2 separate regions of the Homo sapiens genome follow, and region 2 is linked to region 1. The links are chromatin loops, found by intact Hi-C in ENCODE. Cell type or tissue: adrenal gland. All regions are shown on one strand. Links, peaks and the distances in the headings refer to the core of each region. The heading gives the core; the rest is flanking DNA.

The links. Hi-C counts contacts between places; a loop is a spot of excess contacts. Peaks named below come from ENCODE experiments on the same cell type or tissue, not always from the same donor. Only the 100,000 strongest peaks of a DNase experiment are listed, where the experiment ranks them.
Region 2: it touches region 1 in a loop (2.0-fold over the local background); 6 of 110 quality-filtered maps call a loop at or near these places.

What each region holds. Positions count from the first base shown.
Region 1 is chr2:69,932,286-69,937,664 of GRCh38, forward strand. It overlaps MXD1 (MAX dimerization protein 1), which reads left to right. Exons shown (of 6, transcript NM_002357.4): 4 at 3,066-3,180; 5 at 4,950-5,109. It also overlaps a transcript of ASPRV1 not described here. Among named protein-coding and RNA genes, the nearest start is that of MXD1, 20 kb to the left of the region's middle. RefSeq lists an enhancer at 5,024-5,379. In adrenal gland, for the core only: no CTCF peak of the experiment used is centred there; no DNase peak of the experiment used is centred there; H3K27ac peaks cover 1,219 bases.
Region 2 is chr2:70,042,013-70,047,391 of GRCh38, forward strand. The region is part of intron 6 of PCBP1-AS1 (PCBP1 antisense RNA 1); the gene reads right to left. It also overlaps a transcript of ASPRV1 not described here. Among named protein-coding and RNA genes, the nearest start is that of PCBP1-AS1, 42 kb to the right of the region's middle. In adrenal gland, for the core only: no CTCF peak of the experiment used is centred there; no DNase peak of the experiment used is centred there; H3K27ac peaks cover 2,437 bases.

The DNA of each region.
Region 1 (5,379 bases), core at 309-5,308:
ACAGAGGGGTCTGTTTGCTTTTTTATCTGGTTCAGGGATTGGATTTCACTACTGTATGATAGAACTGAGTCTACTTAATATATTTCATTGCTCTCCTGTGGTTGGCCCGGGCACCAGTGTGGGGATGTCTGCAGGCAGTGGCATGTGGGCAGGGGGCAGCCATCAGGCTGCAGCAGTGAGGCGCCGGAGAAGGCCAAGGCAGACACTGCCAAAGACAGAGTTGGCTTTGGGTCTCTGCAAAAATCCAGAAAGAATTCTGGTCCTATTTTTGTAGAACTAGGCCAGAAAACACTGAATGAACAAGTATTAGTCTCAGCTGGAATTAGTCAAATGGCTTATTTCTAGTTTCACGACTAGGAGTGTTCTTTGGAAACCCACATTTGGGTAGTGAAAATTGCACTTTCTGGGCAAGACTCCTATAAGGCTAGAAATGACAATGCATCAAAAGATGACTTTATTATATTTTTATCAGTGGACAAACTTCCTAAAAAAATTCACACACTCATATCTGCATATAAACCAACATCATAAAAGTACTAAAATGACACTGTTCTGAATCATGCAGTCTTTGCAAATAACAAGCTGGCTGAAAAATATCTAAATATAATTTTAATTTTTGAACTTTTTCTTCTAATTGGAAAATTAGCTCATACCTGTAATCCCAGCACTTTGGGAGGCTGAGGCAGGCAGATTGCTTGAGGTCAGGAGTTCGAGACCAGCCTGGCCAACATGGTGAAACCCCATCTCTGCTAAAAATACAAAAATTAGCCGGACGTGGTGGCGGGCGCCTGTAATCCCAGATACTCAGGAGGCTGAAGAAGGAGAATCTGTTGAGCCTGGGAGGCAGAGGTTGCCATGAGCTGAGATCACGGCACTGTACTCCAGCCTGGGCGACAAGAGCAAGAACTCTGTCTCAAAAAAAAAAAAAAAAAAAAAAAACAAAAAAAGAAAATTAGTCTATAAGTTTTATGGCAAGAAATAGACAAATTTATAAATGTATAAATTATACTTTCTCATAGTGTTTCTAATAACATGATCTATTTTCATGGCTCTTTTTGAAGAATATTATCCAAGATGAACAAGTATATTTTACATACAAGTTTTCTTCCCTTCCCTGGTCCCCACCACATGCAGTAGTGGGAGGAGCACACCTGTAACATGAGTCTTTGCTCTGACTCTGCCACATGGACAGGTTTTTCAGAAGAAGTGAAAGACTTACAAAATAGTAAAGCCCTTGTGCTATTACCTCTTCCTAGCTCAGAAATGAATGCTGTACTCCCCAAGCTTGCCAAGCCTTAGAGCACCCTTGGAGAGTTTAGGACAACTTCCTCATGACCTAGAAGAGGCAGGAGGCTCAGAAGGAAGGAAGTCTAATGCCTTGCTTACTAGCCCTGCCTTAGGGGAACATCCTGAAGTCTCCCTGGAGAGTGTGAATTGACTTCTTACATTAATATCATGCATATTCACCTGTCCTATAGCTTTCTGAAGCCATTTCCTTTCTTTGGTCTATATTTTCAACTTTTGCTATTACAGTACAATTCTTAAGAGGAAAAAGGGCAAACCTATAAGGCATTGCATTGTTTCCCAATTCAGCTGGAGGGGAGCCTCCTAGACCCCAGGGAACTCTGCTCCAAGTAGGTTGTGTGTGGGCAATGAATGTTATCTAAAACCTGAAGACTCTGAGCACTGCTGAAGGTGCAAAGATGCAGTAGAGATGGACTCTGTCCTCTAGAAGCTTAAAGTCTAGTTGAATAGATGACATAATCCATTCAGCAAACACTTATTAAGCATGTGTGTGTTTGAGGCACGGTGACAGCACAGCAATGATTAAGCTGCAATCCTGACTTTCTAAGGAGACTGCAATGAATGGTTAAGTAAGAAATATGAAACAAGTCAGGCAGTACAGTGAACTTCCCAGTGAATAATATAAACAGTTAAGTGGTGCTTAGAAAATAGAGGAATCACTGTGAGCTAGGATGGCTTGGGAAGGCTTTAAGGAGGTGGTAAGCTTAAGCAAAACCCCCAAATCTCAGCTGCTTCTTACATTCATAGAATTTTCCAGGTTCTAGAATAAAGCACAAACCATTTCAAGGAAATGTAAATTTCTCAGTTGGAGCAACTCTCGTGCTCTCTCTTCAGTCAGTTGCCGTGGCTGCTGCTTCATCCAGCCCTTCTCCCTCTCCCACTCCGTGCCATTGCATCAGTCTGACATACTCCAAGAACAAAAAGTATAAAAAATGACTCAGTAAAAACCCCCATCACTTCCTTCCTTATCTCTGTCTGACTGTTCCTTGCCTTCTCCCTGCCCAGCCAGTTTCTTATGTGTCATTCCAGAGTTTGTCTACATACAAGAAAACATGAATATAGATTCTTGTTTTCCTCCATCTTTAAGATAGCATGGTATACTCACAGTTTGGAATCTTGCTTTTCTCCACTTAACAATATATCTGGAAAATCTTTCCTAATAGGACATAAAGCACATTCTCATTCTTTTTGATAGCTACATAGTACTACACGGTGTGGATGTAGCATAATTTATTTAACCAGTTCCCTCCTGGGTGGTCATTTGGGTTGTTTCAATCTTTGCTATTACAAATAAAGCTTCAACAAATAACTCCACAGATATATATGCTCCTTGACTTATGATGGGGTTATGTCTCAAGAAGCCCATCATAAATAAAAAACATCCCAAGTCTAATATGCATTTAATACTTCAATAAACTCATTATAAATTTAAAAAATTGTAAGTTGAACCATCATGAGTCAGGGACCATTACTGTATATAGTATTTACACATGTGAATGACTATATAATAGCAGATATTATTCCCTACCCCAGCACTTGTATTATCAATAGACTTAGCTTCGAAAACCTTGGATTTTGCTTCTCATTGGTTTTCACCAGAGTTGTCTGGTTCAAAATATGTTTATTCAGCAAAAGGTCATTGGTAGCATTTGCCATCGCAAGGCCTGGGCAACTTCACACTCTTTGAGAACTCATTCTGCCTGGGGTGCTTCTGGCCCACTGTGAAACTCTCAAATGCTACTGTGGTCTTGTTTTCATAGACGGGCTCATCTTCGCTTGTGCCTGGAGAAGTTGAAGGGGCTGGTGCCACTTGGACCCGAATCAAGTCGACACACTACGTTGAGTTTATTAACAAAAGCCAAATTGCACATAAAGGTAAGTGTATTGTTGGGATGCTGCTTTATCTTTACCTGTTCAGTGAGGGTTTGTCTGTTGTTACATCTCCAGGACAGTCCTCTCCCCTGAACTCCTCCAGTCTAGCTATTGGATGAATCACAGGTACCTCAAATGCAACATATTCAAAACCCAACTGAGTGTTTCTCACTCCCATGCACCAGAGGTTAAATGGTCCATCCAACTCTCCATCCAGTTGTACAAGCCAGAAATTCAGGAGTCCGTGATAGCTCCTGCTCCTTAACCATATATCTAGGCCATCTCCAAGGCCTAAATATTTTGCAACCGGTCTACTTCCATCTTCATCCCCACTGTCTACTGCAATAAAATCCTCAGAGGTCTCCCTATATCCCTCTGGGTCCCTCCCGTCTGCTTTCCATGCTTCCTGAGAACAGTCCTTCCAAGGTGCAAATCAACACGTGACCTTGTTTAAAATTCTTCTGTGGCTCAGGACAAGCTCTGTCACCTGGTCTGCCCCAGATTCTGCCTTGCCTGGTCCTCACTTGCCTCTGCAGCACCATCTTGTTCCCCAATTCCCCTTTCTCCAGCCCTTCTTCCAGTCCCTGGCACTGTCATATTGTCTTACTTTAGGGCCTTTGTCAATGCTCTTCCCTCTGCTTGGTACACTTTCCTCTCTCTTCTTCACCTAGAGGACTTCTACTTATTCTTCAGATCACAGTGCAAGTCTCTCTAGCTCTGATAATCCTTCGCTGACTTTCCCAACTCAGTGACCTCCTTCCTGTGACAGGTGGTCCCATCACTGGGTATCTCTTAGCCCTGTCATAACTGACATTTGACAGTGGTTTGTGTGACCATTGTGTTGTCTCAATCCTTAGACTATACACCCCACGAGGGAGGGGACTGGGTCTTTGTGCTCACCTCACAGCCCCAGCACCTCCTAGGGTATCGGGCACAGAGTTGACACTCTCTTTGCTACCTGAATAGCAAAGGGTAAGGGGAATTGGATTCAAAGTCTTGAGAGCCACAGCCAAAATCCCTGTTTAGCATGTTTGTATAATCATATTATAGTTGGACAAATGTTACTTTAATTATGGTTAGAAGCCTGCATTCATGACAATTCTGGGAGAAAACCTCTATTTAAAGCAAAACAGCTACAATTAAACAATCTTCTTAATTATCTGAAGAATATGAGAAGCTGGGGGCAGATTTATAAAAATGAGTATTCTATGGAAATGTGTTTTCTAAACTCTTCTGTTGGACAAATTAGAATCAGGACATCAAAAGGGACTATTATTTCCTGCTAACAAACAGAAGTTAATTGAGATTTGGCATGACACAAAAAAGTGCTTATGTAATTGGGACATGTACTTGAATAAACATAGTTTTAAATGGAAGCGTGTTTCTTAAGCTCCCATCAAGTGCAGTTTTCTAGTCCGGAGATCAGGTGTTCAGGGGATTGCTGCAAACAAGGGAGATCAGGTTGGGGACTGCTGCCTGCAGTCTTTCTGATACTAAAACTGAGGGCTACCAGGGTGCCAGTATGTGAGAGCTCACCCCCAGAATCCCTGTGACAGGACAAGTACCCCCAGCACTGGCGATGCTGAAGAGTCAGACGAAGCCAGGAGTCACTGGCCAGTCGACTTCCTGTCTCAGGGAGAAGCTTGATGAGTGGCACCGAAAGGCGTCTGAGGAAGTGTGGCGCATTCCACTGCTAGAAGGGAAGATGCGGGGGCCATTGCCCATTTAGAGATCTCCCTGTGGGGCCCAACAACTACCCCTTTGACTTGCAGAAACTTGAAGATTGTGACAGAAAAGCCGTTCACCAAATCGACCAGCTTCAGCGAGAGCAGCGACACCTGAAGAGGCAGCTGGAGAAGCTGGGCATTGAGAGGATCCGGATGGACAGCATCGGCTCCACCGTCTCCTCGGAGCGCTCCGACTCCGACAGGGGTGAGCCTCTCTCACTCTCCTCCCTGTCTCCCTTGTGCTCCCCAACCCCAGAGCAGGGGTTCAGTACTGCGGACAGGAGGCAGAGTGTAAGAAGAACTAAGACACTGGGTATGATGTAGAGAAGTCGAACAGTGTGACCTCCAGTGACAGGTTCCTTCTCCCTGCTAACACTTAGGTGACAACCCCAGAAGAGTTTGATTGGTGTCAGTTTTCAGCCTAGTTTGTTTTGTTTTGTTTTGAGACGGAATCTTGCTCTGTCACCCAGGCTGG
Region 2 (5,379 bases), core at 230-5,229, 110 kb after region 1:
TTCCTTTGGGATAAAGATTCACTCTTTCCAAAACTGTATTCCACCAAACACATATTCTGTAAGATTTTAATAAATATTCCTTCAGAAAAAAAAAATGGATCTCTAGTTAAATACGTTTGAAAAATGTTATATATTCTATTTCCCTTTTGGAGTTTTATAATGCATATTAAAAGCTCTTTTTGAGGTGCAGGCAGCTGGACAGCTAACATGAAATCCAGGGCAAGAGCTCAACAAAGCTAAGAGCCTTGTTCCAGAAGGCAGCAGGACAGACTAGCATGGCATCTAATTAGCGCAAAGAGCACTAGGCGAAGTTCAAGGTGGTCAACACAGGGAGATCTGTGCATGGACAGAACTCTACCTACTAAAGCCTAGATGCAAGAAAAGGCTCTAGTATCAGATAAGTGACCTGGCCAGGGAAAGTGTGGAAAGTCCCTGGTGAGGGACTGACAGCAGGGCTTTAGTCCTGGACAGGGTTAGGAAGTCCAGGCAGAGGAACAAGACAAAGTTTGTACTTCTAGGTAAAAGCCAAAATAAAGGTGAGATGGAGGGAAAGCAGAAACTGATAGGCAGAGAGCTGTCATTCAGGGCATAGAACACATGCCCAGGAGTTCTTCCCTACTGGAGACACTGGCTCTAATATCCTAGTGATCAGCAGATCCTGCTTTCCACTAGACCTCGTGTATGAGGCTGCAGGGGTTGAGGGGAGAGGAAACGGTGTAGGATGTTCAGAAATCTCAAGTAGTGCTGATTCCATTAAGGTAGGGGGTACAGACCTTGCCAAACTTTGGGGGATAGGGAGGACAGGCCATTCCTAGGCTGCCCACTAGGGAAATGTGTCCAAAAAAATTAGCTAGAACCCAAGAGGCCTCAGTGAAGCTAAAAGTCTGGATCAAAAATAAAGTGCTCCAGACTTAGAATAGGAATATGGACAGTGAAATTGAACCTCAGGGTGGAGGCATCTATAAACCCAATTGTAAGGAGTTCAGAAAGGCACTGAGATTTGAGTTGCCTCTGTAAAATATGCCCTTGGGGGAGAAAACGCTGTGAGAATTCTAATCATAAAGGCAGTTAGAGAACACTGGTGAATGAAAGATGATGCCAAGTCAACTAGGAAGGGTCTCTCTTTGGAAGAACTCAGGCCAAAAAAGCTGTATGCCTTCTTTGGGAGGCCGAGGCGGGTGTATCACCTGAGGTCAGGAGTTCAAGACCAGCCTGGCCAACATGGTGAAACCCCATCTCCACTAAAAATACAAAAATTAGCTGGGCGTGGTGGTGCGCGCCTGTAATCCCAGCTACTTGGGACGCTAAGGCAGGAAAATCACTTGAACCCAGGAGGTGGAAGTTGCAGTGAGCCAAGATTGCTCTACTGCACTCCAGCCTGGGTGGCAGAGTAAGACAGAGTCTCGCATTTAAAAAAAAAAAAGTTGTATGTCTTAATCACAGGGACTATCTTTGCAGCTTCTGGATCAGCTCTTTTGGCTCCACAAAATTAGTGGACAAGGGGGAACTGCACCTTTGCATGGATACCCCAAGTGCTTTGTCATCGCTTTTTGCATGGCTTATTTTGCTTTCTGGTAAATTTCTTAGCATAGCTCATTGGGAAATTGAGACCAGAAGTTGTCCGTGACCACCAGCCACAAAGGAAATGCCCTGCCCTTGTTGCCACTGGTGGCCTCTTTTGCGCCACCATTTTGCATCATTTCTTGGAAGCTGTGCCTCCCCCTTCTAAGATCTGTGACAGTCTTTGTCTCAGTACATCACAGTAAACCACAGACCCAAAGGTCCAGCACTCCTGGTTACATTATAGCTGTCAGCTGCTCTCCAGACAACATTGTGCCTCCATCCGAACATGCTGGTGGGCTATCTACTCAGCACAACCTCTTTTGGGGTCATGGGCCTCCATAACCAGCACTGTCAGCTGCTTGTCTTTTCTCAGACAAAACTGTGAAGGAAACCAAGTATTTCTTTAGAGACCCAGCATCTCTCTTCAAGGCCTTTATCTCAAACTCATTGGTGTCTCCTTCTTGTCCCTGCAACTAGGGGCACAGTGCCTTCTCCTCCCTATCCCTTCCTCAGTCTGGTTCTCAGAAATCAATCTTATAAACTCATTCATACTTCCAGTTAACATGACCAAAATGTTTCACAATCAAAACTCTTCCTGGAGTCTCTTCATTTTTAATAGGGTCTCAAAGATTTAAATCAAGAAAAAGAAATTTCAATTGTGGGATCCCAAGCAATAGCAAACAGCTAGGGCAAGTTTTTGAGGGGCAGGACACATTCTTGGTCCCCTGAAATTATACCACTTGACAGACCAGCTCTTTTTATTCCATCACCTGACACCTTCAAGCCATCTCTTCTGCTAGCCCAGGGGCCAGGATCCCTGGATGTGTGCCAGCACCCACTGCTATCTGGTCTCCCTTGGAGAAGAAAAAAGGAGACACCTAATGTTTTGTTTTGTTTTTCTGAGACAGAGTTCCACTCTTGTTGCCCAGGCTAGAGTGCAATGACACGATCTCGGCTCACGGCAACCACCGCCTCGCGGATTCAGGCGATTCTCCTGCCACAGCCTCCCAAGTGGCTGGGATCACAGGCATGAGCCACCACGCCCAGCTAATTTTGTATTTTTAGTAGAGACGGGGTTTCTCCATGTTGGTCAGGCTGGTCTCAAACTCCCAACCTCAGGTGATCCGCCCACCTCGGCCTCCCAAAGTGCTGGGATTCCGGGCGTGAGCCACCACGCCTGGCTGAGACACCTCTTATTTACTCAGTAATCATTCACTGCAGTAGTCACACAACAGGTGCCACCAGCTCCAGTACATGCAGTGAGGATACACCACACCCTCACCTCTGGCCCCATCACACCTGACTTTGTGAGCCACATCAACAGATTTTATGTAGATGATAGGACAGAGCCACTTAAGCAGTAAACCAATTACCAGTGGTGTTTTGACACGTGTGGCCTATGCTGTGATGAAGAACAAAGGCTTTTTGAAATCCTCACCTACAGCCAATTGGTATCTTTCCCACATATGTTGCTGCAGCATCTCTATATATAGAATCTAGTATTCTATAAACAGAATGTTCTGGCTAAACACGTCCCAACAAGCAAAATCGCAAGGTGGGTAAAAATGGCATCTCATCACCCTTCTTTCTCCTACCCTCCTTTCCTAAATCTCACCAGGGACAGAAAAGCTCTGTGAAAACAGCATGGGCTCTGGCGTTGTACAGACTTGAGGAGAAATAAATCCTAGCTCAGCCTTTTTATTAGCTGTGTGACCTTGGGCAAGTTACATAACTTCTTTGACTTTCAGCTTGCCCATGTGCAAAAAATGGGAATACTTTATTGGTTTGTATTACAATTAAATAATGTATGAAAGCATCTAATACATGCCTGGCTCTCAAGGGACACAAGTTTCTGTTATCCATCTAAATTATCATGTACCTGGTATCCTCAAGCTATCAAAGCCAAAGTGTGTGCCCCACACAAATATTCCTTTCCTTTCCTAAACCCTACTGAAGCTGCCATCCCCTCTAAGAGCTGATCTAATCACACTGTTAAAAGGAATGCAATTCTGATGAAACGAATTCAAGTAAAACATAAACAACATTGCTGGGTTTCCATATTAACTCTGGGGGCGGGCGGTTTCTGCATTTAAAAAAGCCTGGTTGGGAGGCCGAGGTGGGTGGATCACTTGAGGTCAGGAGTTCGAGACTAGCCTGGCCAACATGGTGAAACCCTGTCTCTACTAAAAACACAAAAATTAGCCAGGCATGGTGGCACGCACCTATAATTCCAGCTACTTGGGAGGCTGAGGTGAGAGAATCGCTTAAACCCAGAGGCAGAGGTTGCAGTGAGCCGAGATCACACCACTGCACTCCAATCTGGGCAATAGAGCGAGACTCTAAAAAAGCCTGGAAATTCAAATGAGAGGCAGGACGTGTAATGGTGAAGCTCTCCTAAAGGACAGGAGACCAGTGTTCACCTTTTCCCCTGCAAGCACAGCCTCTTTCACTCTCTCTGCAGAAGATGAGAAACCAATCAGAGCTACAGAACATCAGCTCAGATTGCTGAATGTCACACCTCAAATCAACAACAGGTCCAGAATAGAACTTGGAGCCTTGGCTACCCCTCCTGCTCTAGTCAGCACATGTCACTTCCTTACCCAGGAAGATGTGGTGTTTTGTTTTTTGTTTTTTCCCTAGGAGGTTTCCAACACTATTTTAAACTCTTTGGACTCAAGCAACAGGATCTGACTATGGTCACAGCCTTGAAACAGTGTGCAGGAGGCCTGGACCTTACTTCTAGCATCACGCCTTTCTTTAAATGGTCTCAACAAGGCCCAGATTAACACAGGTGGTAGAATGGACCTATGTCTTGACTTGTCTCTTAGTGATCCAGGAAGGAGGATCACAGAGAAATTTCTAGGCTTCCCACATACAGGATCACAGAAGCAGATTATTAAGGCTAAAATCAGCCTAAGTATAATCACCTGACACATGTGCTATGCTGACTATAAATCACAATTCAGGATGGGAGTTCTTATTATTAGGTACTCTTTGGCGGTATGCATGTTCTCCTTTGCTTTCCTGGCAAGACCCTAGGAAGCCAAGGGCACTAGCTCAGGCTGGGGTCTGAGAAGCCAAACACCCCTGGGGGAGGGAGGGTGGTCGAAAAGGCTGGCTGGCAGCTTCAGCAGGTGGTATAAAGGGGAACTGAAGGTGAAGTCTAGGGTGAGGGAAGTACTGGTCCAGGCAGGATTACTCAACAGCATGTGCTCAGGGAACTGGCAAAACAAGAACAACAACAACAACAAATATTTTAAGTTACTTTATATTTATGAAAGTGGTAACCAAGGTAAAAATCAGAATTTTGCTGCATTTTCTTTATATTTTGCTAGGTTTCTTTATACTTGTTTTGCATTTACGCTGTTTTTAAAATACATACGGAGGGATGAAAGTATGAGGGACATAATAATTTTTCTATTGCTTAAGACTATTAAACAAATTCTTAATCTGGCCCCTGACTTCAGGAAGAAGCAAGGAAAACCAAGAGTTTGAACTTTCCAGGTCAATATTCATTTCTTCATTCAATAAATATTTCTTGAGGTGTTAGTAAGCATCAGGCCTTTGCTCAGTCCTGGGATACAGCAGCAAACAAAAGAGATGTGGTTCCTGGAGTTCAGTTTAGTGAGAGTGGGTAAGAACAAGAACAGGATCTAAAGCCAAAGGTCTATATTGGAAAACAGGCAAGATTCCACAGCCAGCAATTAAATGCCAACAGAAAAGCCCAGGGGCATGCAAGAAGCTATTCAGGAAGATGAGCTGGTTCAGAAAATGCTCTCATCCCCTCACTCACTTTGACAGGGGAGACAGCCACTG